Linked DNA regions of Homo sapiens: region 2 is linked to region 1. Evidence: chromatin loops called from intact Hi-C (ENCODE). Cell type or tissue: endothelial cell of umbilical vein. All regions are shown on one strand. Links, peaks and the distances in the headings refer to the core of each region. The heading gives the core; the rest is flanking DNA. Region 1 overlaps BICD1 (BICD cargo adaptor 1). Region 2 overlaps BICD1 (BICD cargo adaptor 1).

Evidence for each region. Hi-C counts contacts between places; a loop is a spot of excess contacts. Peaks named below come from ENCODE experiments on the same cell type or tissue, not always from the same donor. Only the 100,000 strongest peaks of a DNase experiment are listed, where the experiment ranks them.
Region 2: it touches region 1 in a loop (1.9-fold over the local background); 3 of 110 quality-filtered maps call a loop at or near these places.

The regions. Positions count from the first base shown.
Region 1 is chr12:32,109,405-32,124,525 of GRCh38, reverse strand. All of the region lies in intron 1 of BICD1 (BICD cargo adaptor 1), which reads right to left. Among named protein-coding and RNA genes, the nearest start is that of BICD1-AS1, 9.5 kb to the right of the region's middle. RefSeq lists enhancers at 3,480-4,189, 4,995-5,611. In endothelial cell of umbilical vein, for the core only: no CTCF peak of the experiment used is centred there; a DNase peak (open chromatin) is centred at 8,635; H3K27ac peaks cover 1,518 bases.
Region 2 is chr12:32,262,605-32,277,725 of GRCh38, reverse strand. The region is part of intron 2 of BICD1 (BICD cargo adaptor 1); the gene reads right to left. Among named protein-coding and RNA genes, the nearest start is that of FGD4, 130 kb to the left of the region's middle. RefSeq lists a silencer at 6,064-6,264 and enhancers at 11,513-11,622, 12,537-12,586, 12,627-12,676. In endothelial cell of umbilical vein, for the core only: no CTCF peak of the experiment used is centred there; a DNase peak (open chromatin) is centred at 6,145; H3K27ac peaks cover 1,209 bases.

The sequences.
Region 1 (15,121 bases), core at 7,616-10,115:
GTCATGTGTCAGATACTGTATTAAATCCTTCACATGCATTTTTCCTTACCACTTATAGTTATTATCATTCTCCATTTTACTGAGGAGGAAACCAACGTTCACATCATTTCAAATATTGGCCTAAGGTCACATAGCTGCTAAAGGGATTTCAAACACAGTCTGTTCTTAACTCAAAAACTCATATTGTTTCCAGTAAAATATCACAATTCATTTATCTCTGTTGCCTCCAACAACAAATAAGTAACTTAAAAATAAAGATCACGTCTTCCTAATTTTTGTATAGCCTGCATAATACCTGGCATATAGATGATGCTCTCTAAAGATTTAATAAATAAATGAATAACAGACATTCATTCCATTTTCTCAGGAACTTGAATGACAACTGTAGCACAGAACCAGTAATACAATGTTGAGACTGTCTTTATGTCCCCTTTGGCTAGGGTCTACTGGATAGCTCGCATTATGGAGAATAAAGGACAGAGAGCACAAGACACTTAGGTAAAGATTCAGGTACAAGGAACCAGGCAAGTCAGCGCAGTGTCTTTTGAGTAAATGGGTTTAACCTAGGCAAACAAGTGGTTATTTTTAAAACAAGTGGTCTACTCCAACCTCTTTTCAAATAACTGGCTGTCTTTTTTTTTTTTCTTTTCAGACGGAGTCTTGCTCTGTCGCCCAGGATGGAGTGCAGTGGCGCAATCTCGGCTCACTGCAACCTCCATCTCCCAGGTTCAAGCTATTCTCCTGGCTCAGCCCCCGGGTAGCTGGGATTACAGGCACCTGCCACCACGCCTGGCTTATTTTTTGTATTTTTAATAGAGATGGGGTTTCACCATGTTGGCCAGGCTGGTCTTGAACTCCTGACCTCAGGTGATCCGCCCGCCTCAGCCTCCCAAACTGCTGGGATTACCGGCGTGCGCCACTGTGCCCGACCACAACTGGCTGTCTTAATAACTTCATCTTTAATTTTTTCCCAGCCTAAATCAGTGCAATACCATAACCACCTATTAAACACCTGCTATGGTGGGAAGGAAGAGAATGCCATATACCTCATGGGATACTGAGTTAATGAAAACTTCTTTTCCCTGAAGGGGGTCTTAGTCGTGCTTGAATGTATGCAGAGGTTATCTCAATGAAGGAAAAAGTGCAGAACATTGTGACTTTTCTGCTCAAAGCTCTCTGAAAGTTTCCCATCTCACTCAGAGCAAAAGCCAAAGTCCTGATAATCTAGAAGCTGCTACATCATGTGGCCCCCTCTGGTCTCACCTACTATTCACCCCCTAACTCAGTCCCCTCCAGCCACATGGCCTCCTTAGTGTGTCTTCTCAATGAGGCTTTCTCTGATCACTCTATTGAAAATCATAACCTTCTTCCACTTCACATGCCATCTCCCTATTCCCAGGGTTTTTTCCCCCCATAGCATTTTGGATGATCTAACGTGCTATCTACTTAACTCATTCATTTTGTTTATCATCTCTCTTCCCCCACAAAATGTAGGCTCCGCAAATATGGACCTTCTGTTGTGTTTGTTCTCTGCTGTATTTTCAACACCCAAATCTGACACTGAATCATTATTGTAGGAATGAATGAATGAACCATTAGTTATGTTTATACAATGACCTATCTGCTCACAGCATTACTTTGAAATCCATTTTTCAAATTTCTGAATCACACTGGCATCACAAATTTAAATACATCTTAAGATTTTTTCGCTTGGCATTGATTAATGATGACTAAAATCTCATTGGTCTAGAGCTTTCTTCGTTGCTTTTTTCTGAAAAGACTTACTGTGACCATTATCTAAAAATGTAATTGTTGTTTTGAGACCCTGGTCTAAATTTTAGCAAATAATTGCTTGTATTGTCTCAAGCACTTCAACATGATTTACAAAAATATATTACTTATTATGCCACAATGAAAAATAGCACCTGATTATAAAACATGACTGGAAATAACTACAGTAATTAAGATAGAAGACCTGAGAATGCTCTTAAGAAAGGGTTCTACTTCTTTTTTTGTTATTTGTTTTTTTTTTTTTTTGAAACGGAGTCTTGCTCTGTCGCCCAGGCTGGACTGCAGTGGCGCGATCTCAGCTCACTGCAAGCTCCGCCTCCCAGGTTCACACCATTCTCCTGCCTCAGCCTCCTGAGTAGCTGGGACTACAGGCGCCCACCACCAAGCCCGGCTAATTTTTTGTATTTTTCATAGAGACGGGGGTTTCACCATGTTAGTCAGGATGGTCTCGATCTGTGTTAGGATGGTCTCGATCTGTGTTAGGATGGTCTCGATTTCCTGACCTCGTGATCCACCCACCTCGGCCTCCCAAAGTGCTGGGATTACAGGTGTGAGCCAGCGCGCCCAGCCTTAAGAAAGGGTTCTACTTCTAAATTATTGTAAAATATTAACAAACTGAGGCTGGGTACAGTGGTACACACCTGTAATCCCAGCACCTTTGGAGGCTGAGGCAGGTAGATGTCTTGAGTCCAACAGTTTGAGACGAGCCTGCACAACATTGTGAGACACTGTCTCTACAAAAAATACAAAAAAATTAGCTGGGTGTGGTGACTCACACCTGTAGTCCCAGCTACTCAGGAGGCTGAGGCAGGAGGATCACTTGAGCCTGGGAAGTCAAAGCTGCAGTGAGCCGAGATTGCACCATTGCACTCCAGCCTGGGCAAGAGAGTGAGACCCTGTCTCAAAAAAAAAAAAAAAAAAATTTGACAAACTGAGATCTTCTGTTGTTCAGATCACTATATCATTAACCGTAGGTTTTCTTTGTTTGTTTGTTTGTTTGAGATAGAGTCTTGTTCTGTTGCCCAGGCTGGAGTGCAGTGTTGCGATCTTGGCTGTCTGCAGTCTCTGCCTCCTGGGCTCAAGCCATCCTTCCACCTCAGCGCTTTTATTTTTATTTTTATTTTTATTTTTATTTTTATTTTTGGAGACAGAACAAGACTCTCGCCCAGGCTGGAGTGCAATGGAGTGATCTTAGCTCACTGCAACCTCCGCCTCCCAGGTTCAAGAGTTTCTCCTGCCTCAGCCTCCCAAGTAGCTGGGATTACAGACACGCATGATCACATCCAGCTAATTTTTATATTTTTAGTAGAGAGAGGGTTTCACCATGTTGGCCAGGCTGGTCTTGAACTCCTGACCTCAAGTGATCCACCCACCTTGGCCTCCCAAAATTCTGGGATTACAGGCATGAGCCACCATTAGTTTTTAATGCCAACATTAATTAAGATCTGGTATGAATTTTTAAAATTATCTATGGACGCCAGGTGCTGTGGCTCACGCCTGTACTCCCAGCACTCTGAGACAGGTGGATCATGAGGTCAGAGGTTCAAGACCAGGCTGGCCAACATGGTGAAACCCCGTCTCTACTAAAGATACAAAAACTTAGCCAGGCATGGTGGCACACGCCTGTAATCCCAGCTACTCGGGAGGCTGAGGCAGGAGAATCACTTGAACCCAGGAGGCGGTGGCTGCAGTGAGCTGAGATCACGCCACTGCACTCCAGCCTGGGCAATAGCGCGAGACTCCGTCTCAAAAAAAAAAAAAAAAAATTCTATGGAGCCAACAATTCAAAAGCTATTTATAATCAGTTTGGAGCACATTATATTTTTTCCTTTTTTTTTTCTCTCTCTCTCTCTCTCTCTCTCTCTCTAATGGTTGATTTTCCTTCCTATATTTTCTTGAGATTTGGAGCTTAAAGAATCTAAGCACACCAACCTTAGCAGAAAGAAAGCCAGTTTGTGATTTAAAAGACAAAAAAAAAATGGTCATGCGTGCCAAAGAGATAATCTGCAAGACAATAGTATCTCCAGCTCAACAAAAGAAGTCATGTACAAGATTAAACTCATGCTGTTTCCATCCAGTAACCTCACACAAGGTCAACTTCAAGATATCTCCTAAAACCATCTAGCAAGTAGCAATCAGTGAGGCTTATCAACAGGGCCCATCCTTCTTACAATATAAACCTCTTTCAGTTTCAAAAATTGATGACTAAGAGCTCTTCAATAGTGGTATTTGATTCCACATTACTCTGCAGTATGCAAGAGAAAAACAAAGACCCATCATTCTGAACCTTCTATCACAGACCCACGCCAAACTGCAACAGAACATTCTTAAGGAAATTGCTACTGTTATTGTACACATATTGCTATTGCTCCCATAAATATAAACAGGTTCTCATTTTCAATTCTATATTTAAAGATAGAAACACAGCAGTTAAATATTACATTTGAGAGTAGTGCTTTTTCTCCTTAAAATGTTGGAAAACAGTAAAGATGTACAACCAAAAGAACAACTATAAGTCACCAAGAAGTTAGAGATCAATCCCTCAAAAAAAATTCTTTTTAAATATTCTATTTACAAATGTGTAAAGTTGGCATAAAAACTGCAAACAGAATAAAATAAATAGACACAATAAGAGAGAACTTTTAAAAGACACTTTAAACAGTACTCAAGAATACAAAATTAAATGCACTCAAAGTTAACATATATCTCTGTCTAATGCAGTTAAGTTTTTGATATTTTCTGTTTTCAGGAAGGATTTAATATTTTCATTTTCAGAAAGTAGAAACAACAAATTTTAAAAGACTGTGCAATGAAGGTTTATGTATTAGCTCATAACTTCCCAGTTTTTTGTTTTGTTTTGTTTTGAGACAGAGTCTTGTTCTGTCGCCCAAGCTGGAGTGAAGTGTCACGATCTCAGCTCACTGCAACCTCCACCTCCTGGGTTCAAGCAATTCTCATGCCTCAGTCTCCCGAATAGCTGGGACTACAGGCGCATGCCAGCATGCCCAGCTAATTCTGTATTTTTAATAGAGATGGGGTTTCGCCACGTTGGTCAGGCTGGTCTCAAACTCCTGGCCTCATATGATCCATCTGCCTTGGTCTCCCTAAGTGCTGGCATTACAGGCATGAGCCACTGCACCCGGAACTAGATTTTCTTACTAAACACTTCTACGCCCATGGGGTCATTTAGTCCTCAAGTTGGAAATATAGAAGAGGGGTTCTTTACCCTGGCTGCATCTCTAAGGGAAGTGGGATTCACATGCTGAAGCCAGGCTCCACTTCCAATGAGTGATTTAACTCTCCCGGAGTGGGGTCCAGGCAGCAGTAGTTTTATAAATCACCCAGGTGATTCTAACATACAGTCTGTATTGAAAGTCACTAGTTCCTACCCACCTCTTCTCAGAGAAGACCTCAGGGAGATATCCAAGGTCTGCTCAAACATTTCCAATGTTGAGACCCAATACCTCATTAGAAAAATCCAGTAGGCAATACACTGTGTTACAGAATGGTCATATTTCAAATATGAATGGTCATTTTTACAGAGCATGGTAACCCATCCCTTCCCCTAACAACTACAACAGAGTTCGCAGATCTTGGCACTTGTCCTCTTCTTAAAAATCACATTCCCCAGTCTCCACATGACTGGCTCCTTGTCATCATTCAGGTCTGGGCTCAAGTCTCACCTCCTGGGGAAGACTGCCTGATCACGCTTTCCCCAGCCAGTCTGTCTCTTCCCTCATGGCACCTCTCACAACTGAAATATGTGTGGATGTTCGTTGACTCTCTTCCCAGTCTGAAACATAAGCTCCACCCAGGCAGCCCCATTGGGTCTGTCTTGTTCAACGCTGTATCTCCAGCAAGTGGCACCATGCCCGACACAGTAGCCACTCAATACAAATTTTTGAATGAATAAATGAAACAGATGAAGAGGTAATGGGCAATCTAAAGCAAAAAGAAAACATCAGAGTGGTAGATAACGTAAATACAGTCATCCCTCAGTCTGGGTGAGGGTGTGGGGGTTCCAGGACCCCCTGCAGATACCAAAATCCACAGATGCTCAAGTCTCTGAGATAAAATAGTGTAGTATTTGCATGTAACCTACACACATCCTCCAGTATACATTAAATCATCTCTAGATTACTTATAATACCTAATACGATGTAAATGCTATGTAAATAGCTGTTATGCTGAATTATTCAGGGAACAATGACCAAAAAAAGCCTGTATACGTTTAGTACCGATGCAATTTTTTTTCCAAATATTTTCAATCCAAGGATGCAGAATCCAAGGATGCTGAACCCACAGATTCTGGGGCCTGACTAGTTGACGATGCAGATTATAAAATATTGGACTAGGCCAGGCTCGGTGGCTCACACCTGTAATCCCAGCACTTTGGGAGGCCGAGGCGGGCGGATCACAAGGTCAAGAGATCGAGACCATCCTGGCTAACACGGTGAAACCCCATCTGTACTAAAAATACAAAAATTGGCCAGGCGTAGTGGCGGGCACCTGTAGTCCCAGCTACTTGGGAGGCTGAGACAGGAGAATGGCATGAACCCAGGGAAGCGGAGCTTGCAGTGAGCCGAGTTCGCGCCACTGCACTCCAGCCTGGGCGACAGAGTGAGACTCCATCTCAAAAAAAATAAATAAAATAAAATAAAATAAAATAAAATATTGGACTAAGCGGGCCGGTGCGATGGCTCACGCCTGTAATCCCAGCACTTTGGGAGGCCGAGGCGAGCAGATCACCTGAGGTCAGGAGTTCGCGACCAGCCTGACCAACATGGAGAAACCCTGTCTCTACTAAAAATACAAAATTAGCTGGGCATGGTGGTGCATGCCTGTAATCCCAGCTACTCGGGAGCCTGAGGCAGGAGAATTGCTTGAAACTGGGAGGTGGAGGTTGCGGTGAGCTGAGATCATGCCATTGCACTCCAGCCTGGACAACGAGAGCGAAATATGGTCTTAAAAAAAAATATATATATATATATATATATATGTGTGTGTGTGTGTGTGTGTGTGTATATATATTTGTGTATATATATATATATATGACTAAGCGTAAATGACAAAATATAAAGTCATGCACATGCACATGTGCCCGTGTGTGTGAAAAAGAAGATTCTGGAGGCTGTAGACCTCCCTCAATGCAACCACGTAGCTTCAAAATGTACAGTTTCACTGAAAGCTCTCCAAATTTAGAGATACACTCATCTTAAAGCTTTATATTACCCATTAGTTTTCTTCTGAAAATAAAGCAAAACATAAATCAAAATAAAGTTTTGAGACACTGTGAAAACATTCCAAATGTTTACAGTCATCAAATAGTGTGAAATGCCAAACATTAAAGCAGAACAATTTAACCATGTTGGAAACACTGCTCTGGTGGTGGGAAAAGTATAAAAAACATAAACTTATCAAATTATTTGGAACACCTGGAATGATAAAAATCAAAGAAATCCGAATAAGAATGAACCTTAGAGATCATTCTAGATATACCCCTTCCTAAGGACAACTCCCCATAGAGTATTCTCAGCAAGTGGCTCACTAGCTTCTCCCTTTTGGTGACAGGGAATTCATTACTTCCTAAGAAGACTGCCTCATTCCATTACTAGACAACTACACTTGTCAGAAAGTGATTTATTTTGATCCAAAATCTGGCTCCCAGTGACTCACAGGGCCTTGTTCTGCTCTCTGAAGCCAAGTACAGACGCATCAATGAAAACAAACGTAACATATCAGTTCTATAACATAATAGGTGAGATCAGAAAATATGAATCCAGAAGAAAAGTGAGTTTGGACCAAGTGTTCAAAGAAAAAGGGAACTATGAAATGGTTAAAAAAAAAATGTAGAAGGCCAGGCACAGTAGTTCACACCTACAATCCCAACACTTTGGGAGGCTGAGGTGGGAGAATCACTTGAGCCCAGAAGTTCAAGACCAGCCTGAGCAACATAACAAAACCTCATCTCTGCAAATAATAATTTCTAAAAATTAGTTGGGCCACCTGAGCCTCCAGTAAAAACAAAATCAGGTTAAAAAAAAAAAAAATAGCCAGCATAGTGGTGTGCACCTGTGGTCCCAGCTACTCTGGAGGCTGAGGTGGGAGGATTACTTGAACCTGTGAGGTCAAGGCTGCAGTGGGCTGTAATCGCACCACTGTACTTCAGTCAGAGCGACAGAGTGAGACTCCATCTCAAAATTACATATATATATATATATATAGAGAGAGAGAGAGAGAGAAAGAGAGAGAGAGAGAGAGAGAGAGAGAGACAGACAGACAGACAGACAGACAGAGACAGAGACATAGTACAAGTGCTAAAATAAGGTGGACTATCTTGGCTAGAACTGAGTGACCAGAGTGGAAAAACAAAGGAGAAAAAATACATAAAAGAGTTGATGGAAGATCCCTGAAGTCTAGGTGAAAATTACTGCAACTAGGCAAAACTATTCTGTACTTTGGAAAAATATTGAATGAATTTGAAATGTAAAGGACAGGCAGTAAATAAGCAGAACATGCAGCTCTAAAACACAGCCATCTCAGAGATTTAGAGCTGGTAAAAAAAAATCATAGACATTATGTATTGCAACACCTTAATTTTATAGACTTAATTAAATCCCAAGAGGAAAAGGTATCAATTTCCACTTTCATATTCCCCTCCATTGTAATAACACCTTCACTGAACATTTTCCTCTTTTGTACCCTTTTCTCCCCACCTCCTGCACAGCATGCTGAATCTGAGATGTTGTATAAGATCCTAACTATTTCAAAACTCAGCTTTCAGAGGGCAAAGAAGGGATAACGTAATAAAGCCCAACTGCCTGAATCATCCTGGCTTGCCACCAAGACCCAGAATGGACAGGATGTGGTCACACTGCAGGACTGGCTCTTGCCGGCCATGGAAACTAGCCAGGTATTATGCTGATACACGTATCTCCATCAGCAGCTAACAAGACAAGGAATCAAAATCACTGCTAATTTACCCACAAAACTGTCCATCTTTTCCCCTGGTATCATTCCCCTGGGTCTGCTATTGGGCATCCAAATTCCATCAGTTTCTTTTATGCAAACCTACACCTTTTCCTCTTTCACTTACCATCCATGCTACCCTCAGGGTACCATTTTCACCACCTTCCCACATCCCCAGGGTCACCCAAACTCTGAGCTTCTCGGGTTTTCTTCCCTAATCGGTCTCATTTTCTTCACACTTCACCAGTGCTTTAAAAATGCAGCTTTGTCTCGTAAATACCTGCCTTTTGAAAGGACATACTACTAAATTTAAAACACCAGGCTGCAAGATCCTGTTTTTATAAAAACAAAGGAAGAAAAACAGCAAAAAAAAAAAAACCAAAAACACCACACACACAAAAACCCTGCCTATATGTTTAAAGACATTTAAAACAAGTACAGAAGAATACTCAGCAAAGTGTTAACAACAGAGACAGAACTGTGGGAGAAGAAGGGAAAACTATTAATTTATATATGCTTTTCTCTAGCTTGGAGTACTGCAATAAAAACTGTCATAATTACACAATTTTAATTCTTAAAAAGCAAACTCTTGAAATGAAAAATAGAAAAGGCTGGGTGCAATGGCTCATGCCTGTAATCCCAGCACTTTGGGAGGCTGAGGAGGGAGAATCGCTTGAGGCCAGGAGTTCAAGACCAGCCTGGTCAACATATTGAAACTCCCCCGCCGCCCACACCCCCCACCAAAAGAAAAGAGGAAAAAAACCCACTTAAATTAAAAATGCTAATGCATCTTCAATAAAGATTAAATAAGATTGATAAAGATTAGTCAGTGAGCAGTGAGGACTGTTGCTCCCAGCCCCCATAACCCTAAATGGTGAGTAAGGGCTAATTTTCCACTTAGGCTGCCTTCTTAGACCTTACTGTCCCCAGTCAGCTTTTTTGCCCATCGTTTATTTGTTTTCATTTTTCCTAATTTAGAAAGCAATCAAACTAACTGGTGAAAACATTATTAAATTGTTTATATCCCATATTCTAGAAATTAGGCTTCTATAAAATAACAACCAATTGCACAAATTAATTTTTTTTATTAAATTGAAAGTTAGCCTGTAATCCTAGCACTTTGGGAGGCCAAAACAGGCGGACTGTCCTTAGCTCAAGAGTTCTAGACCAACCTGGCTTACATGGCAAAACCCTGTGTCTACAAAAAAAATACAAAAATTAGTCAGGCATGGCGGTGTGCACCTGTAGTCCCAGCTACTTGGGGGCTGAGGCATGAGGATTGCTTGAGCCCAGGAGGTCAAGGCTGCAGTAAGCCACGATCACACCACTGTACTCCAGCCTAGGTGACAAAATGAGACCCCATCTCAAAAAAAGAAAAAAAAGAAAGTTGAGGATCTGAATCCATCATGCAATGTACGCTTCCCCAGCAAAGAAAACATGAATTAAAAGGACTTATGTGGCTGGGCACAATGGCTCATGCCTGTAATCTCCACACTTTACGAGGGCAAGGCAGGCAGATCGCTCGAGCTCAGGAATTTCAGACCAGCCTGGGCAACATGTTTGAAATCTTCTCTCTACTAAAAGTACAAAAATTAGGCTGGGCGCGGTGGCTCATGCCTATAATCCCAGCACTTTCGGAGGCCAAGGTGGGTGGATCACGAGGTCAGAAGATCAAGACCACTCTGGCCAACATGGTGAAACCCTGTCTCTACTAAAAAAAATACAAAAACTAGCCAGGCGTGGTGGCGCGCGCCTATAATCCCATCTACAGGTGGCTGACGCAGGAGAATCACTTGAACCCGGGAGGCAGAGGTTGCAGTAAGCCGAGATTGCGCCACTGCACTCCAGCCTAGGCGACAGAGCGAGATTCTGTCTTGGAAAAAAAAAAATTATTCAGGCATGGTGGCAGGCACCTGTAGTCCCACCTATTCAGGAGGCTGAGGCAGGAGAATCGCTTGAACCTGGGAGGTGGAGGTTGCAGTGAGCTGAGATCAGACCACTGCACTCCAGCCTGGGTGATAGAGTGAGATTCCAGCTCAAAAAAAAAAAAAAAAATTACCCAAGCATGGTGGTATGCTCCTGTAGTCCCAGTTACTTGGGAGGCTGAGGCAGGAGAATCACTTGAACCCAGGAGGCAAAGGTTGCAGTGGGCTGAGATCATGCCACTGCACTCCAGCTGGGGAAACAGAGGGAGACTCAGTCTCAAAAAAAAATTAGCCAGGCATGGTGGCATGGGTCTGTATTCCCAGCTCCTTGGGAGGCTGAGATGGGAGGATCACTTGAGCCAGGATGGTTAGTTAAGGTTGCGGTGAGCTGTAACAGCACCACTGCACTCCAGCCTGGGTGACAGAGAGAAACCCTGTGTCAAAAACAACAGAAACTCATGTAACTTGAGCATCAATTTCACCCTCTAAAACTGCTCTGCCCCATAATACCTTCCTTTGTAAATAGAACCACCTCCTATCCAGCCTGAGAAGATTCTCAGCTCCACTGTCTTCCTCACTTTCCACATATAGTAACATCCAATGCCTGTTCCACCCTACCTCCCAAATAGCTCTTAGACGTGCCCCCTCCTCACGATCCCTACTGCCACTGTCTGTCCCACCACACAGCCTCAATCCACCCACTATGACCATCACCATAACCTTCTATACTGCACTTGTAGACTTGGCAGAGATATTTCATATTCAAGGTAGTATGATGCAGTGAAAAAAAAGTGGGCTTCTTCCAAGTTTCATCGTTTAGTTTTGTGGCCCTGGGAAGAGACCTAAACCTCTCTAAGACCCAGTTTCCTCTTCTGTATAATGCAAGAAACACCTACCTTGAGTAAGGATTGCTGCATGAATTAGAGGTGAGGCTTGTAAAGAACCTAGTTCTAAATGGAGCCTTGTACCTAAGTCAATGCTTTATTATTTTTATTATCTTCTTATCAGTAAAAATGAGCAGTAAGCCCTCTGAATTGTTTTGAAGACTGGTGAGATTAAACACAGTGACTGTTTCATTTATTTTCAATGGCTCCACATCCCCAAGACAAAATGTGGCCATGGCCCTTTCACAATTGCATCTCCTGCCACTTGACTTTACGTGCATTCTCCTTTAGCGTAATGAATTATTTAATACTAAGACTATGCAGCCCTTCATGCCCTCCTCTCCTCAAAGCCATAATTACAGGTGGAATCTTATGTGTGGGCAAGTCCTTTATGTATATTTCAACATGCAAGTAATTAATTACCGTATTTTCAAATTTGGAAAGCAATATCCATGAGTACAACTATATTTAAGGGGATGATAGGGCAAAATATTTGCAAGCAGAAAGTTCTGAAGAAACCTTCAAACCATCGCTGTCATACATGTTCACATAAACATGGGGAATGTGATAAAAGATGATAAATTCTTGCTAAGTTATATCTGAGAAATAACTTCGCCAGAGACGAAATCTTGATTTCAAATAAAAAGAAGGGGCTGGGCGTGGGGGCTCACGCCTGTAATCCCAGCACTTTGGGAGGCTGAGGCAGGCGGATCACCTGAGGTCGGGAGTTCAAGACCAACCTCACCAACATGAAGAAACGCTATCTCTACTAAAAATACAAAACTGGCCAGGTGTGGTGGCGCATGCCTGTAATCCTAGCTACTCGGGAGGCTGAAGCAGAAGAATCACTTGAACCCAAGAGGCAGAATTTGCGGTGAGCCGAGATCACACCATTGCACTCCAGCCTGGGCAACAAGAGTGAAACTCCATCTCAAAAAAAAAAAAAAAAAAAAAAGGGATAGTGCAAGTTAGAGCAACTGGGTCCAGAAAAAAAGAAATGTGATTGAAAGCGATGATGTTTATTTGTTGAGGTTGTTTGTAAACAGTTTCCAAAAGCATATCTTAATGTATTTTAGATTTTAAGATTAATTTGATAATAAATGTAAATATTTTTTCTTTAAAAACATCGAGACCATCCTGGCTAACAAGGTGAAAGCCCATCTCTACTAAAAATACGAAAAATTAGCCAGGTGTGGTGGTGAATGCGTGTAGTCTCAGCTACTCCGGAGGCTGAGGCAGGAGAATGGCGTGAACCCGGGAGGTGGAGCTTGCAGTGAGCCGAGATCACACCACCGCACTCCAGGCTGGGTGAAAGTGCGAGACTCCATCTCAAAATAAAATAAAATAAAATAAAAAAATAAAAACAATGAGAGAAGTTAAAAATCATAGTTCAGATAGATCAATTAAGTATTAACTGTCTCTTTATGTTTATTCATAGATTGGAAAAGAAATCTGGGGTTTTTCTTGCCATATGATTTTGTGATTTAGAACTTAAAGATATAAAAGAAACTAACAATCTTTCTAAGCATCTGAAGGGAAAACAATTCTGCTTAAAGATGAATCTAGGTAATTTAAGTGGCATTCATCAGGTCACCAATGTGACAAGCTCTAAAACTGTGTAAGTACATATTTTTGTGTTGAATGATTTAACTATAACCCTGAAAAAGAATAGAGTTGGCTCCAAAAGAAAAAGCTGCCCAATGTCCAGAAAGTGCTTCTTCAGCAGCTGGTAACTATCCTTGGTGTCAGGGTTGACAAAATAAGCAAGAAAATGGGTTGAAGCTCATTAGTGCATAGTTTACGGTATCCAAGCTGCAAAACTTTTCTAAAGCTGTCTCACAGATACATTTCCTTTTTAAAATGCCATCAGTAATGCTGAATCATTCCTTTCTAAGGGGCTCTTTTTCAACTTTACAACATTTTAAATTTCAACCATTTTTAAGTTAAAAAAAAACTCTTTTTTTTTATTATTATACTTTAAGTTTTAGGGTACATGTGCACAACGTGCAGATTAGTTACATATGTATACATGTGCCATGCTGGTGTGCTGCACCCATTAACTCGTCATTTAGCATTAGGTATATCTCCTAATGCTATCCATCCCCCCTCCCCCCACCCCACAACAGTCCCCAGAGTGTGATGTTCCCCTTCCTGTGTCCATGTGTTCTCATTGTTCAATTCCCATCTATGAGTGAGAACATGCGGTGTAAAAAAAACTCTTAAGTTTAGATCCAAGGTATTTTTATATATGTATATTTTTAGTTTTCAGGTTATTTTGGAGCTATGACTCTTCTTCAAACACTATTCTGGCCTGGGTGACAGGCGCACAGTGCTGATTTACGTACATCCCAAACATATAATCAGCCAGGCCCTGAACATAACTGGGCATGGGTGACCCTCACTCAGGTCACTGAAGAGCAAGTGTTACTTGTGAAATCACAAAACCAGACTCAAGTATTCTAGTGGACATACTGCTCTGTCCAGCTGCCCAAAGAATCATGAAAAGGAGAACACTTTGATGATGTCAGAAGTCATCCTTTTTTCAAATCCTTAGTACTATTCTTTCAAGTGTGTTCTTCTGTGAGCTGAATTACAGTAGTCCATGCAGAGCACTAAACAACATCAGGCCAGGTCAAAAAACAATTGAGTTGAGGGAAGAAATAACTAGGAAAAAAATTTAATGAATTTCATCTTCTTGATTTTGCACATCTTTAGGCAACACTGCCGACTTGCATTATTGTCACAGCAGTACCTAGCCTGGGAAGGAAGGTAGCAACATTGGTGGGTACTGACTCTGGAAAACAAAATGATCTGCAAAGACTGAGCCATGTTGCTATACTGCAAATTACTAATGTCCAATTTGGACTTAATACAGTAGTTTTCTGTTGACATTCCCATAAACTGGTTCAATTATTTTTAAATAAATCATATTTGTTCAAAAATCCTAGAAATAAGCAAAGATTTATTTTATGCTTGGCTTTATAGATATAATGCAACATCATTTACTATACATACCTGATGAGCAAAACTTTCTTTTGAAAAATCAAAACACTCACAAAATATTTTTCAAAACTGAGGTGTTGGAACACCTCAGTTTGCACAATTATTTTGGATTTACTTTTCATACAAGAAATGTTACTTGAAATCAATTTAACTCATTTAAGTTATATTTCCAACTAAAGTATATTCTATGTTTAAAGAATAAAAATAATAGGCCTCACTATCAAATAATCAACTATAATAATTTTATTACCTAAAATACATTTTTATATAACTGTATAAACCAGTTTTTTAGGAATCTCGAATTTCACTTATGCTAAATGCAACTGAAAATAAATATATGAACAAGAATCGTTTAGTAAAAATAATGCTGGTAAATTTTTATTAACCTCCTGCTATATAGAACAAAATATATATTAAAATATTTATAGAAAAAATTTTAGTTGGTATTTGCATTATTCTGTATTAAGAAACCACAGTTACATTATTCCTACAAAACGTTTTTTTCACATTTTTCTCATTACTGCTGGTGAAACTAATACAGGTAGTTTT
Region 2 (15,121 bases), core at 4,760-7,259, 160 kb before region 1:
GACTAAAAGTTAATCCCTCAAGGGACTGAGAGATATTAGCAATAGCATTTTTGTTTATTCTTTGGGTATGTGTGTATAGCAGAGATCATTCTGATCCAGAGTCTTTGAAGCTTTAACAGGGTACCTGGACGGATTGACTTAGCTGTTTGTTTTTGTTGCTATAAAACACCTTTACCATCCAGAAAATAAAGGTTAGCCCAACTATTGGTAATGAAAAAGAAAGCTTAAAATAATCGTGAATATAGTTACCCAAATGAAGTCTTTGATATATGTAACAGGATAAAAAATAATAGCTTCAGAGAAGTAACTGTTACTGTTTGTTTTTGTTTTTTAAGACAGAGTCTTGCTCTGTTGCCCAGGCTGGAGTGCAGTGGCATGATCTCAGCTCACTGCAACCCCCACCTCCCCGGTTCAAGCAATTTTCCTGTCTCAGCCTCCCGAGTAGCTGGGATTACAGGTGCGTGCCACCATGCCCAACTAATTTTTCTATTTTTAGTAGACATGGGGTTTCAACAGATTGGCCAGGCTGGTCTTGAACTCCTGGCCTCAAGTGATCCACCTCCCTCGGCCTCCCAAAGTGCTGGGATTACAGGAGTGAGCCACCGTGCCTGGCCACAGTTACCGTTTTATAAAGAGGTGAGTGGTAAACAGTTCTGGACATGGACCTGGGTTCATATATTGACTTACACCAAAACATTTTTGGGACTGTTAGTTTTCTTCTAAAAGTAGGGGGGGACGTCCAGAGTTGTCAGAAAAAATGAGAAAGAATGTTTGAAAGCACTTTGTAAATAGTAATGAGGTACCCTCTTGAATAAGAGGTCATTTTTTTACCTATTGCTTACTATGCTCACTACCTGGATCCAATATACCCATGTAACAATCCTACATATGTACCCCCATATCTAAAATAAAAGCTGAAATATTTTTAGAAAAGAGGCAGTTTTTTAAAAAATCACTTAAAATCTTCTGTAGGAAATAACTGCATTGGAGAATGCTCCTTCAGAACTTTCTTTAGCATCAATAGCCATTTGAAGATTCTTTTTTTTTTCTTTTTTGCAGTTGCAAGATTTAATAGAGTGAAACAGTGAAAACAGAGCTCCCATACAAAGGGAGGGGACCCAAAGGGGGTTGCCGTTGCCAGCTCGAATGCCTGGGTTTATATCCTGATCCTTGTCCCTCCCGCTGTGCTCTCAGGCAATAGATGATTGGCTATTTCTGTACCTCCTATTTTTGCCTAATTAGCATTTTAGTGAACTCTCTGGTTGGGTGTGAGCTAAGTTGCAAGCCCCGTGTTTAAAGGTGGATGCGGTCACCTTCCCAGCTAGGCTTAGGGATTCTTAGTCGGCCTAGGAAATCCAGCTAGTCCTGTCTCTCAGTCCCCTCTCTCAACAGGAAAACCCAAGTGCTGTTGGGGAGGTTGGCCAATGACTGCTCTAACAGCTTCCTGCTGAATTGGGGCATAGTAGGTGTTGTGTAGTTGAGATTTCCTCCGGAAGGGTGCCTTCCATGTCATTAACATTGGAGCATGGGCTAGCAGGCCGGTCCAGGGGTCTGCGGTGGATCTTAGTCATGGACTGCATCTGGGGCTCCATTTGAAGAACCATTTGTAGTTTTACAGTTTCAATTCTGGAAGAGACAAACGCTTCGGAGGTCCCTTCATGGTCGCCAAAATGTTACCGGGGATCCTTGCTCACAGAGCTCCCAAAATGGTGGCAAGCCGCTTCCAAGATGGTGGTGGGCGGCTTCCAAGATGGTGGCAAGCCTCGTGTTCTCTGACCTGGGGTTCTTGGCCTCACGGATTCCAAGGAATGGAATCTTGGGCCATGCGATGAGCTATTAGAAGCTGTGGGTCATGGAAGAGAACCGTGGAACCCAGTGACTAGTGTTCAGCTCGATTAGGACGAACCCAGGCACTTAGCCGTGCAGGAACAATGGCAAGCTTTTAGCACAATCGGGAGTGGCAATGGGAGTCTCGCTGGATCAGGAGCACAGCGGACACCCTGCCGGATCTGGAGGGATGGGAGTCAGCGGCGATGGGAATCAGCGGCGGGTCTGCGACAGTGGCAAACAGCAGTGGTGGACGGCAAGCGAAAGCTCAGCTCCAGCCGTAACAAACATGGACCAGAAGAGTGCAGTAGCAAGATTTAATAGAGTGAAAACAGAGCTCCCATACAAAGGGAGGGGACCCAAAGGGGGTTGCCCCATTTGAAGATTCTTTGAAAAAACTAACAGCAGGCAGATATGACTCTAACTCATCATATGAACAAGTTAGGATGAGGAGATACTGATTCCAGACCCAGAAATTATAAAAATATAGACGGTGACTAAAAAAAGTCTCACTCCCATCTTGTTCCACATCAGTCTACTTCCCATCCTCACTCCCAAACCACTGTTCCTAGTATCTTATCTATCCCGCCAGGGTTCCTTTATACCTTACTTATTTTCAAACTTTATTTATAGAGCCAGCTTATGCCTACATGAAAACCAACATAGTTAGCATAATTTTATAATGAACGAATCACTACAAAGGTATTTTATTTATACGTGTAATTTACAACTTGATTTGCAAATCAAGGGATTAAAAGTTAATCCCTCAGGGGACTGAAATATGAGTGTGTGTATATATCATATATCTAATGATAAACATATAGATCACTAGAATGTGTATCTCATATGGCGATCTTCAATTACAAGCATGAATTTATTTTTAATAAGCACTTACACAATGTTTACAATGTGCCAAGACTATTACAAGCACATTGTTTTAGAAATATAAAACTCTTTTAACCTTTTAGCCTACATAGCAATCCTGTGAGTTGGACACCATTATTAGTCCCATTTTACAGCTTGGCCAACTGAGGCAAGGGAGGTTATGTAATAATTTGCCAAAAGTTTTAGAATAAAATAAGTGGTATCAGGAGTCAAACTCAGACTGTCTAGTTCTAGAACATATGTTCTTAACCACTATGCTTTGCTACTTCTAAAAATGCCTTATTAACGTGATTTGTTGTTGGAATGGGGTGGCTAATGCTAATCAGATTATTGTTATCTCTGTCTTTAGGTCATAGTTTCCCTTTCTGTGTAAAATAACAAATTAATATAAATATAAATATAAACGCCTCAGTAAAGTGGCCTCAGATTATGATTTAGTGGATACTATTTCTGAAAAATATATTGCTTTATTATTTTCAAGATGACTTCCTACAAATTCTTCAGAACTGATTCTGGAGCTAATGGTAGCAATAGCTGCTCACATTTTGAATATTCATTGCCTTTTAAATAACTTTCATAAGTAGAAAACCTGGTTACTGAAACAGAGCAATATCTGTGACCCTGACTATCAAAATGTGTTTCCAGAATCTTTCCTGTTCTGTATTCCATGACTGTGAGTACAATAGGGTAACTAATATAGAATTTCAGTTCTGATGTTCTTATTAAAGTTACAGACTTCGAGGTATTGATCTGTCTTAAGTTGGCTGCCACGCTGATTTTCTACAATCATATTAGAAGTCTAGAAAACTCAAAGATGTGTTTTTAAGTAACTATATGTTAAATGTGATCAATTTTTTTCTACCTCTTACAATCTACATTAAAGTGTCGAAAAGAACTCTTCTTACCAAGGTCCCCCACGAAACCCTGCCTTCAAGCCTAAAAGAGCCTGAAGGCTGAAGAACTGGACTGCTGGTCCCGGATAAAGCCTGCCCTTTCTCAGCTGATTCTCTCTGAATAATGCCCACCTGCACACTGGGGGAAGAGGGTGGAGCCAAGAGAAGTTTACGCTTGTTCAGCGGGGAGGAGCCTGGCCTCTTCAGTTCCTGTGTGGTGGCCTGGTGTTCAGTCTGTGAGGTGGAGGGCCTGTTGGCAAGACTCCCTCTCGCTTTGCTGAGAGTTCTTTTTCCTTTTTCCTTTTCACCCAATAAATTCTGCCCCTCACCCTTCTATGTGTCCCTGAGCCTAATCTTTTCCGGTTGTGTGACAAGAACCCGGTTTTAGCTGAACTAAGGAGAAAGTTCTGCAACAATGATAAGGATGAAATGGACTAGCTAGTGATTTCTACTATGTTATTTAAAGTCTGAAACTGCCTTGAGGCACCCTCTACTAGCTGATCATTATTACTGAAATTTAGACACCGCTTGGTACGTGGTTTAATCATCCAGTTTCAGCAATGTGACGGGGGTATAATGGCTTTTCTGTACACTTGTATCTTGGCTTCCCTGAAAACAGATATCATGCATGCATCTTGGTGGTTCACACCCAAACACAGAGCACATCCAGTGAGCCTGAGGAAAGGCGCTGCTTGCAGGAGTCTCAGCCCCCTCTGTGTCTGCTGGTACTTGCTTTCTCCCGCTGTACCTTATCCTCCAGTTTATACTCTACCAGTATACCCTTTGGAATCTTGTGAGTCTTTTCAATGATCTGACTCTGTGTCACTACTCCAATTTCAGTAAAAGCAAACAAAAACAGAAATCGAGGCTATGAGAGTAGAGTGCAATAATGATGAATTCTGGCAGCCACCCAGGAAGACACCATTGAAAAGACAAGGTCCTGCCTCCCTTACGTCTTGCACACTCATGATGCTGAGCCTGTCAGTGACCAAAAATCAGACTACACAAGTCAGCCAAAAGTGAAACAGAGGTGTCAAGCATATGAACTGCATCTGAAAGTTTTTGCCTTCCTAAGAATATTCTTAGGCCTCTTCTTCACACACTCCAGAGCAATGAGAAACATTTGGAATTGAATTTTCCTATAAACTATATCTTTGCAGATAGACTTTTAAAACCAAATAAAGTCCTGTGGGTTTTTCTTTTCTTTCTTTTATACGAACATAACAACTGCTTCACTGTCATTACTTATTTTCCAATCTAAACCCTCCACAAGAGTCTAGAACACCATGTGACTCAAAATAAACTTTTCAATCAATTACAAGGCCATTGAAATGGAAAATCTTGATTTTTAAAAATGTTTTAATATGTTTCCTTAACCACATTGTGGCAGGCCAGGTCTCACTAGTAGCTGAGATTACAGGTGCACGTCACCACGCCCAGCTAACTTTTTGGTATTTTTAGTAGAGACAGGGTTTCACCATGTTGGCCAGACTGGAATAAACAAGTTTTATTGTCAGTCTGAAGAAATTCCCCAGGCCTCCACACACAAGTTTATTGGAGGTCTGAAGGAACTCCCCAAACCTCTGTGATTTAGCAGGAGACAAGATAAGGGTAATCACCCTAGCACCTGGACCCATTTAGATTAAGTAAATTTACTGAGGCTCCAGAGAAAGGTCTTCAGGACTCAGATCTTAGTTATAGATTAAAAGAAGTTAATCACTTATGTCTTTAGATGAATGCACACTTATATGTAGACATACAGCTTGGAAGGTTTATAAGCTCTGGAAAACTTTGTAATTTTGAGTTGGTGTGGTGACAATTTCTAGGCCTTCTCCCTGTAACCAAATGCAAAAATAAAACCTCTCTTCCCCAGTTTGTCTGCATCTCATTATTGGGCCAGGAGAAGTAGCAGCCTGACCCTCAGTTTTGTCCAGGAGCAACATGTATATGATTTATACATTGAAAAGAAATTTCTCAGTCATAAAAGAAATAGTGAAAGAACATTATGATTTAACAATATATAACTAATATGTAATATTAGTGGTTGGGAATTAAATATGGCATAAGTAGTTAAATAAAAAGTAACTTGTAGTACATGTTTTACTACAATAATGGGTAAACTGAGGCCCAGAGAGATTAAGGAAACAGGTAGATCATAGAGCTAAGAAATGAGAGATGTAGGTTTTGACCCAGGAACCCTTAAGTATGAGCTCCTTTCACTAAGACACCTTGACATTGTCTCTTGGCTTCAGGCAGTAAGTAAAAGAAAAACAGATGGAAAGGAAACAATAAAATATGCAAAGAGAAAATGAAGAATTCTCTGAAAATTATCAACTTTAAATCGAGATCCAGGCAATAGGATTAAAATACTGAGCACAAAGTTTGAGGAGGGTCACCCAGGAGGACTCCAAAAAGATGGGGTTAGTGCTCTGAAGCAGCGAGGTTTGAGGATTGTTTATACAGGCACGGTATGGGGAAGCTTAACAGGATGACAGCATTTTCCACACAAGGTTAGTGCACAGTCGCAGCAATCTGACTGGTTTTAGGCAGTGATTCCTTGGGGGAAGGGAGTATTTAACATTCCACATTAAGGATGTAATAATCAAGGGATCTTTTATCTCAAGTGCTATCTGGTCTGGGCCAGGAACAATAAAATAGGAAGGAAGTTAATCTATAACAAAAGGTCAGTAATTAAGGTCATGGTCTGTCACTCCCCACTCAGTCTCCCAGTCAACCTTCTTCAGGGCCTAACATCTTTCAGAAGCCCCAAATAGACGAACTGTGCATTTTCTTTCACAAAATCAAAGAGATAAGCGCCTCATTTTGGGGGCCTCCAAACTGGGGAGAGGGCTGGAAGCACTGTGGAAACAGAACTAAGGGGCCATAGCCTCCAGCTCTGAGCGAAGTCTCATCTGGTTCAAAGAAAGGACACTAATTCAGGGAGAAAATGGAGTGTTTGTAGGATGAGAACATGCTTTCTTTCCTTGGAGACTAAGTTCCACATAGGGGCTCCAAGTCTGGCTCCCTTCCCCCAGCCCTGGGAAAGAATTTTGGAAAGTGTGAGCATCTTCTTTTGGTGCCTAATTGCCTGGGGGTCATACAGCCTGGAGCTGCTCTGTTGAGGACAGCGCATGGTGGCTTCCGGCTGGCCAGCGGCTGCTCTCTATGTTGTTCCTTGAAGACCCCACTGAACACACTTCACACACAGGGTCCCTTTCAGTTTGCAGAGAAGAGAAGCCTTTATACGGAGCAAGGTCCCATCAGAAGGCCTTTCAAAGATATACAAAGGCCAATGATGTATTTTTGCCTGCCCTGAATTTCAATTAGCATCTTAGGCAATAAACCTGAAAATGACTAATTGAGAAAATGTCTGTGTTTAGTTTGTGGGTCAAGGCCAATGAAATATTATAAAATACATATTCAGAATCAATACCAGCCAAATGAATTCAGTGTGTATGGGTGGTGTTTCACTTTTTAAAAAATCTTATCATAGTTTTACGTAAAAACTTGTAATAATTGCCTTTTTGTCTTACCTGTTTAACATTTTAGTGACTTGAATAATGAGATTAAAACAAGTTCTTATTCACCATTTAATTAATCAAAGTATGTGTGAGATATCTTTAATTCTTCAGTGGTACCTCACTTAATCAGTTCCACCCATAACAAACTTTTTCTTCTTTTACTTGTTTTTATTAGGACCTGGTGTCTACAACAACGAAACTTTTATACTTTCAGTAAAGCTAACATTCTCCAGAAAAAATGAAACTGATCGACTTTTAAAATGTGAATTTTCCAGTAAGCCAAGACTGCTTTTTGTAAAGAATCAGCTATAATACGAATATAGTACCATTAGATTCAGATTTTGGAGATACATCTTATTATATTATTTTATTACTATTCATATACCATATTAAAATGTTTTCTTCATCATTATTTTAGTCTCTCTCATTAACAGATAGAGAAGATAAAACTAAATAATAATAATTTTTTTTTTTTTTTTTAGAGGGAGTCTGGCTTTGTCGCTCAGGCTGGAGAGCAGTGGTGCCATCTTGGCTCACTGCAACATCCGCCTCCTGGGTTCAGCAATTCTCCTGCCTCGGCCTCCCGAGTAGCTGGGACTATAGGTACGTGCCACCACGCCTGGCTAATTTTTTTATTGTTAGTAGAGATGGGGTTTTGCTACGTTGGCCAGGCTGGGCCCAAACTCATGTGATCTGTCTACCTCGGCCTTCCAAAGTGCTGGGATTACAAGCGTGAGCCACCCTGCTCAGCCCGATATGATAATTGTGAATGATCATATGTGTGGGACCCGAGATATTACCAGGCCAAAACAAACCAATTTTAAGCAAACATAAAATTAAGCCATATTTTAAAAACTGAAAGCAACAATTTTAGCATATATTCCTAATGGGTGATCGACCAGTGTCTCAGCCATCAGGTTTATAATGGCATCAGAAAGCAAGTTATAACCCAGAGAACTTAAAATTTCATCTATAAAACTGTTGGGAATACTACAATGATTCCTTAAATATTTACCTATCTTTTTGATTTTAGCATTTCTTACTAAAATCATTTCTCTAATTCTCTTCCTTTTGGATAAAAGCAAATTTGCAAGTTGTTAAGTACAGACTAGTAAAAATGCTTTTTTGCATATGGAGAATTACTGTTAAAGTTCTCACTTAATAGTTCCTATACAGTACTTAGGCCTGAGGAAGAATATGCTCTAAGTTTTCACAATGTAAGAAAGTAATTCACATTAAAGAAACAAAACTCTATCATCAAAGTTTTGGAGGACAATATTCATATTACTTTAATAAAAATCACTGAAACATTTATTTTAAGTTCAAAATATTCATGTGCCTATTTCCAATATTATCTTTTAAACAAATCTATCTTTCTAACTTGTCATTCAGTATTAATATATACTACTATTTAAATCTGATGACATTAATTCTTGGGAAAATAAAAAAAAAATAATGCAGCTGTGGGCACATTATTGACAACAAAGTTTCTCAAAATGTGGTCCCAGAACCAGCAGTATCAACATCACATGGGAACTTGGAAAAAAGCAAATTCTCAAGTCCCATCCCAGACCTACAAATCAAAAACTTCAGCAATCTGTATTAAACTCCTCTGATTCACACTACAGTTTGACAAGTAGTCCAAAGAAGAAAAATCCACTTGCAACGGTTGAAGCTCATCCAGAAAACAGATGCTCATAAGTAGGTTGGCTTATGAGCTATTCAATGTCCAGAAATTAGATACAATAATAATTATTAACTTTTTGTCAATGGGTGAAAATTCCACCTTATTTTATTTTCATTTCATTTATTTATTTTTATTGTCACCCAGGCTGGAGTGCAGTGGCGCGATCTTGGCTCACTGCAACCTCCGCCTCCTGGGTTCAAGTGATTCTTCTGCCTCAGCCTCCCAAGTAGCTGGGATTACAGGCACTCACCACCTCACCTGGCTAATTTTTGTATTTTTAGTAGAGACGGGGTTTCGCCATGTTGGCTAAGCTGGTCTTGAATTCCTGACCTCAAGTGATCCACCTGCCTTGGCCTCCCAAAGCGCTAAGATTACAGGCATGAGCGACCGTGCCCAGCTCAAAATTCCATCTTATTTTTACAAGCTTCTAATTTCTTGCTTGCTGTGGCACTGACTTTTGAATGAAGTTGCTTATCCAATGATGTATTTCTTTTTTACGATGGGCAGTTGAACATGGACCAATGACGTATTTTTTATTTTGTTTTCTCCGAGAGAAGTTGCACATCTGTTCATATCTGGGGCTCAGTGTCCATAGTACCCTGATGGGCAGGAATGCAGGCACTCTCCATCCTGGCGCATCCCTTCTCTTCGAAGGAAGAAAAACAACTTCTGTTGACATTGGTTGTACTCATTGTCCTTTGAACAAGACAAACAACCCTTGCAAATGGGATGTGATACATAACTAGCTCAAACTGGACTTGTCAAACTGTCCAGCAATTAAAAATAAATAATGGTAAATAAAAATAAATAGGATAGGCTGGGTGCAGTGGCTCACACCTGTAATCCCAGTGCTTTGGGACACTGAGGTGGGAGGAAGGCCAGGAGTTTGAGGCCAGTCTGGGCTACACAGTAAGACACCATTTCTTCAAAAAAAACACTTTTTAAATTAGCCAGAAGTGATGGCCCATGCCTGTAGTCCCAGTGACTCAGGAGGCTGCGGCGGATCACTTGAGCCCAGGAGTTAGAGGGTGTAGTGAGCCATGATTGTGCCACTGCACTCCAGCCTGGGCAACAGAGTTAGACCCTGTCTCTAAAAAAACTTATTTTAAAAAGGATAGTCAGACAATGAAACAAAATAGAGAGCCTAGAAACAGATTCACTGGTAATAAAAGTTAATTAACAACAAAAATGTCATTGCAGATCAGTGGGGGAAAGATGGGTTAGAAGAAAATATACCAGAACATATTTATCACTTTGCAGCAGAGAATTTCTTAAATAAGAAACAAAAAAATAGCTTAATAAGGATTGATAAATTTAACTACATTAAAATTCCATACTTCTGTTCATTCAAACATCATTTACAATAAAGTAAATGAAAAGACCAGCCTCTAACTAGGAATAGATATTTCTCACACATATACTAATTGACAAAGATTTATATTTAGTATGGATTCACCCAGCAACTATTTACTGAGTACTTGTTCTCTGCCACACACTATTATAAGTGCTAGGGATACAGTAGTAATTAAAATACAAAACAAAAAAACTACAAAGATCTCTGCTTTCTTGAACTCACAAGAAATAGTTTAAAAGAGACCTAATCAATAAGTAAATTATGTAGTTTATTTAATTACAGTTCATTGTATACACTGTGTACATATGCAGGGATCCAGAAGGAGAAAGTTTGAAAGGCTAGGGATAAGATGTCTAGGAAAGAGGCAAATGGATAGACACATAGTAGTATCAGGTGTGTGATCTTTCGATTGCATGGTAACACCTATCAGAGAGCATTTACCAAGGAAGAGACACTAAACAATGAGATAGACAGAATGATGTGCATGACATGTCAGCCTCTGTCATCAGCCACTCCTGTGCTGGCACCATGGAACCATGAGCGTAATGGGGACTGTCAGTACATAACAGAAGTCAAACCTCAGAGCCAGGGTTCTGGGGGCAGGGCTCTAATTCCCACAAGGAGGAATGGTTTCTTACTAGAATGTGACTGAGGTATTATTCATTAACTTCGTGCTCATTCTAAATTTTTTTTTTTTTTTTGAGACAGAGTCTCATTCTATTGCCCAGGCTAGAGTGCGGTGACGTGATCTTGGCTCACTGCAACCTCCATCTCCTGGGTTCAAGTGATTCTTCTGCCTCAGCCTCCCGAGTAGCTGGGATTATAGGCATGCACCACCACGCCTGGCTATTTTTTTATATTTTTGGTAGAGACAGGGTTTCACCATGTTGGCCAGGCTGGTCTCGAACTCCTGACCTCAAGTGATCCACCCGCCTTGGCCTCCCAAAGTGCTGGGGCTCATTCTAAATTCTATCTTAGCTGTCATTATCTTCCATTTGAGACCATGCATTTTGCCAAAATAACTTTTAGATGATGCGGTTTAAGATGATTTTTTGGCAGTTTGCTTTTAGATGATGTTGTGGCAGCTCACATGAAGGAGTTTCCAAGAGTTAGGTCCTAATTAAAGAGGAAATGAATTTTTAGAATGTGGCCTGTTATCATATTTCCAGCACTATTACTGATAGTCGCTATATTGAAAAGGAAAGCCCCTGTTACATAATTGACAATGACCACATTTTAGTAAAATTTGAAATTTCCAGAAAATATAATTTCTAGTGTTTCTAAGACAAGAAAATTCTCCAGTAGATACAATGCATCTTTCTGATGAAATGACTCCCGTTCCCCTCCTTCCACCATTGCTGCAGGTTTCTATTAAAATAGACAGTCTATGTATGATAGAACTACAGGGCTATGACCTAGGAAGAGGAAGTGACTGCACAGAAATGACCTAAATAGAAATCGTGTCTGTGCTTAGATGAGGAAGTCTGTATATATCACTATTAAAAGTTTAAACAAATTTGTGAGAAGCAATGAAAGTCTCTATAGACTATGGATATAAAAATGGATGCACAAATAAATGGAGAGAGATGACACGCTTATTCATCATGCTGCCTAACAAGCCGTGAGACAGATGTGTAATTGGGGCAGAGAACAGTGTACATTCTTTATACTTTAGAATTCTCTTCTCCATTCTAATTTATGTAAGCTGGAAGTGAAGATAGAAGAGTCTGTTCTTGAGTTAAACTGCCGACCAAGACTGAAAATTTGTCCAGCAGAAGCTCTTCAACACAGAAAAATTATACTGTAATTTTCTTTTCTTTTTGTCTTTTTTTTTTTTTTTAAATAGGATCTCGCTGTGTCACCTAGGCTGAATGCAGTGGCACAATTATAGCTCACTGTAACCGCGAACTCTTGGGCTCAAGGGATTGATCATCCTGCCTCAGCTTCCCAAGTAGCTGAGACTAGAGGCATGCGACACTGTGCCTAATTTTTACTTTTTTTTTTTTTTTTTCTGTAGAAACGGGGTCTCACTATGTTTCCCAGGCTGATCTTAAAATCTTGGCCTCAAGGGATCCTCCCGCCTCAGCCTCCCAAAGTTCTGGGATTACAGGTGTGAGCCATCGTGCCCAACCCTGTAATTCTTAACAAAAGAACCAACTGAATTGATGTGAAAGTCTTAGTTTATAGTTACCTTATACATTTTTCTCCTTTAACCAAGACATTCGCATGGGAACTGCTTCTAGCCATGATGAAGTAAGAAAGGACTTAGCTTTTTATTGTGAGCAATTAGAGAACTGAACGAAGTACAGGAAGCAGCTGTTTTCAGACTGAACACGAGGCCTTGTAAGACTAATCTCTGTTAGAGGGGAAACAGATGGGATGAGCATGAGAAACACCTGGGCCTTCTGCTTGGAGGCAATGTATAAACTGCAAGTGCAAGAAGGGGAAACCCAGAGACCCCAGAGGCCTCGTGGAGGTAAGGAGAGGGGGCTCTGAGTTCAGAAGGCTAAGGCAGCTGGAAGTTGCAGAGTAGAATTCTGGAAAGGAGCGACCAGCACAGAAAAATAACTCCAGGAATCTGCATAAGGATTTGCTTAAGCCCTTTCTGTGTACAAGGTCGCACATGCCTATTCTGCAAAACATCACGCAAAATGCAGCAGTTACAAAGAAACAGGACAAGGTCTCTGCCTCTTAGGGGCTAAAATATAGTGAAGAATTTCACACTGGTAATAATTTCCTTTTTGCTCTGACATCTTAAAAATTCTATTTAGGCTGGGCATGGTGGCTCACACCTGTAATCCCAGCATTTTGGGAGGCCAAGGTAGGTGGATCACTTGAGGTTAGGAGTTTGAGACCAGCCTGGCCAACAATGGTGAAACCCCATCTCTACTAAAAATACAAAAATTAGGAGGGTGTGGTGGCACGTGCCTGTAGTCCCAGCTACTTGGGAGGCTGAGGCAGGAGAATTGCTTGGACCCAGGAGGCAGAGGTTGCAGTGAGCTGACATCATGCCACTGCACTCCAGCCTGGGCGACACAGCAAGACACTGTCTTAAAAAAAAAATTCTATTTAATTTCTAAAAACATTTTTTACTGTAACAAATGTTAGAATGTTATCAATTCTATATGTATTTTTTATGGAGAAGGTATTGTAAACATATAGCCAATCATTCATTCCTTTTAGTAGTTCAACAAATACTCACTGAGTGCACACAATATGCAAGAAATTGTGTAGATGCCGGGATTTTAAAAAGGATAGGATCTTGCCTCTTCCTCAGAGTTTATAATTTAGTTGAGGAGATATACTTAAGAGCTAATAACAATATTTAAGATTTATTGAATCCGTACATGCAAGTAATGTTCTAAGTATTTAGTACATAATAATTCATTTACTCCTCACAACAGCATTGTGAGATAGGTATTAATATCACAATTTTATAGACAAATAAATTGAAGCACACAGAGATTATGTAAATTTGCTTAATGATTTGCATTCTGTAAGTGGCAGAGCCAGGATCTGAAGCCTTGCAATCTGACTCTAAAACAGCTGCTATTAAATATTAGTGTATGGTGCTTTAAAAAATGAACTACTCTACTTGCAGATGTTTTGTGGTAAAAAAAATTTTAAAGAATTTTTTAATGAACTACTACTCATCAAGCATTTATTGGAGGCCCTACCCATGCAAAGCACTCTGCTAGACAGCAAGACTTAAATACGTGTAGAACAATCCCTCGCTTCAAGAAAACTATAGTCCGCATATGATTAACTTAAAATGATTATTATGGATTAATATTTGAAAACATCCATAATATATCACATGACTCCTGCAGGAAAAATATGCATTCTGAGTCTCAATTTACTTATGAATGAACTTTTGGAGTACCTTATTGCCAGGTGAGAACTGGCTCTATGATGTGTTGCAAATAATTATTTAGCATGCATTCTTTTATTTGTTAATACTTGAAACATGTTCTCACATTCTTTTCTGTAATACTTTTTTTTTTTTTTTCTTTTTGGGATGGAGTCTCACTGTCACCCAGGCTGGAGTGCAGTGGCGTGATCTTGGCTCACTGCAACCTCTGCCTCCCGGGCTCAACCAGTTCTCTGCCTCAGCCTCCCGAGTAGCTGGGATTACAGGTGCCCACCACCACACCTGGCCAATTTTTGTATTTTTAGTACAGGCAGGGTTTCACCATCTTGGCGAGAGTGGTCTTGAACTCCTGACCTCGTGATCCACCCGCCTCGGCCTCCCAAAGTGCTGGGATTATAGGCGTGAGCCACCATGCCTGGCCTTTTCTTATTTTAAAATGTTCACCAATCATGAAATAGAAGTCCTTTGGTGCTGTATGGTCACCCATTGTCTCAGTTTCCTAGGGCTGCTGTTATAAATTACCACAAACTTAGTGGCTTTTTTGTTTGATTTTGAGACCGGCTCTCACTCTGTTGCCCAGGCTGGAGTGCAGTGGCCAGATCATAGCTCACTACAGCCTTGGCTGCCCGGGCTCAGGTGATCCTCTCTCCGAAGTAGCTGGGACTACAGGCGTGCACCACCACACCTGGCTAATTTTTTTTTTTTCAATAGAGACGAGATTTCACCATGTTGGCCAGGCTGGTCTCAAACTCCTGAGCTCAAGCGATCCGCCCACCTTGGCCTTTCAAAGTGCTGGGATTACAGGCGTGAGCCACCACTCACAGCCTAAATTTGGTGGTTTAAACAGCAGAGTTTGTTCTCTCACAGTTCTGGAGGCCAGACACTTGAAATTAAGGTGCTGGCAGGGGCCATGCACCTTCAGAAAGCTCCTGCTTCTGGTGCCCCTGGCATTCCTTGTCTTATGGCAGCAGAATTCCAATCTCTGTCTCTGTCTTCACATGGCCACCTTCTCCTTTGCTGTCTCTTATAAGGATACTTGTCATTGGCTTTAAGGCTCACTGTAACCCAGGAGATGGACTCATC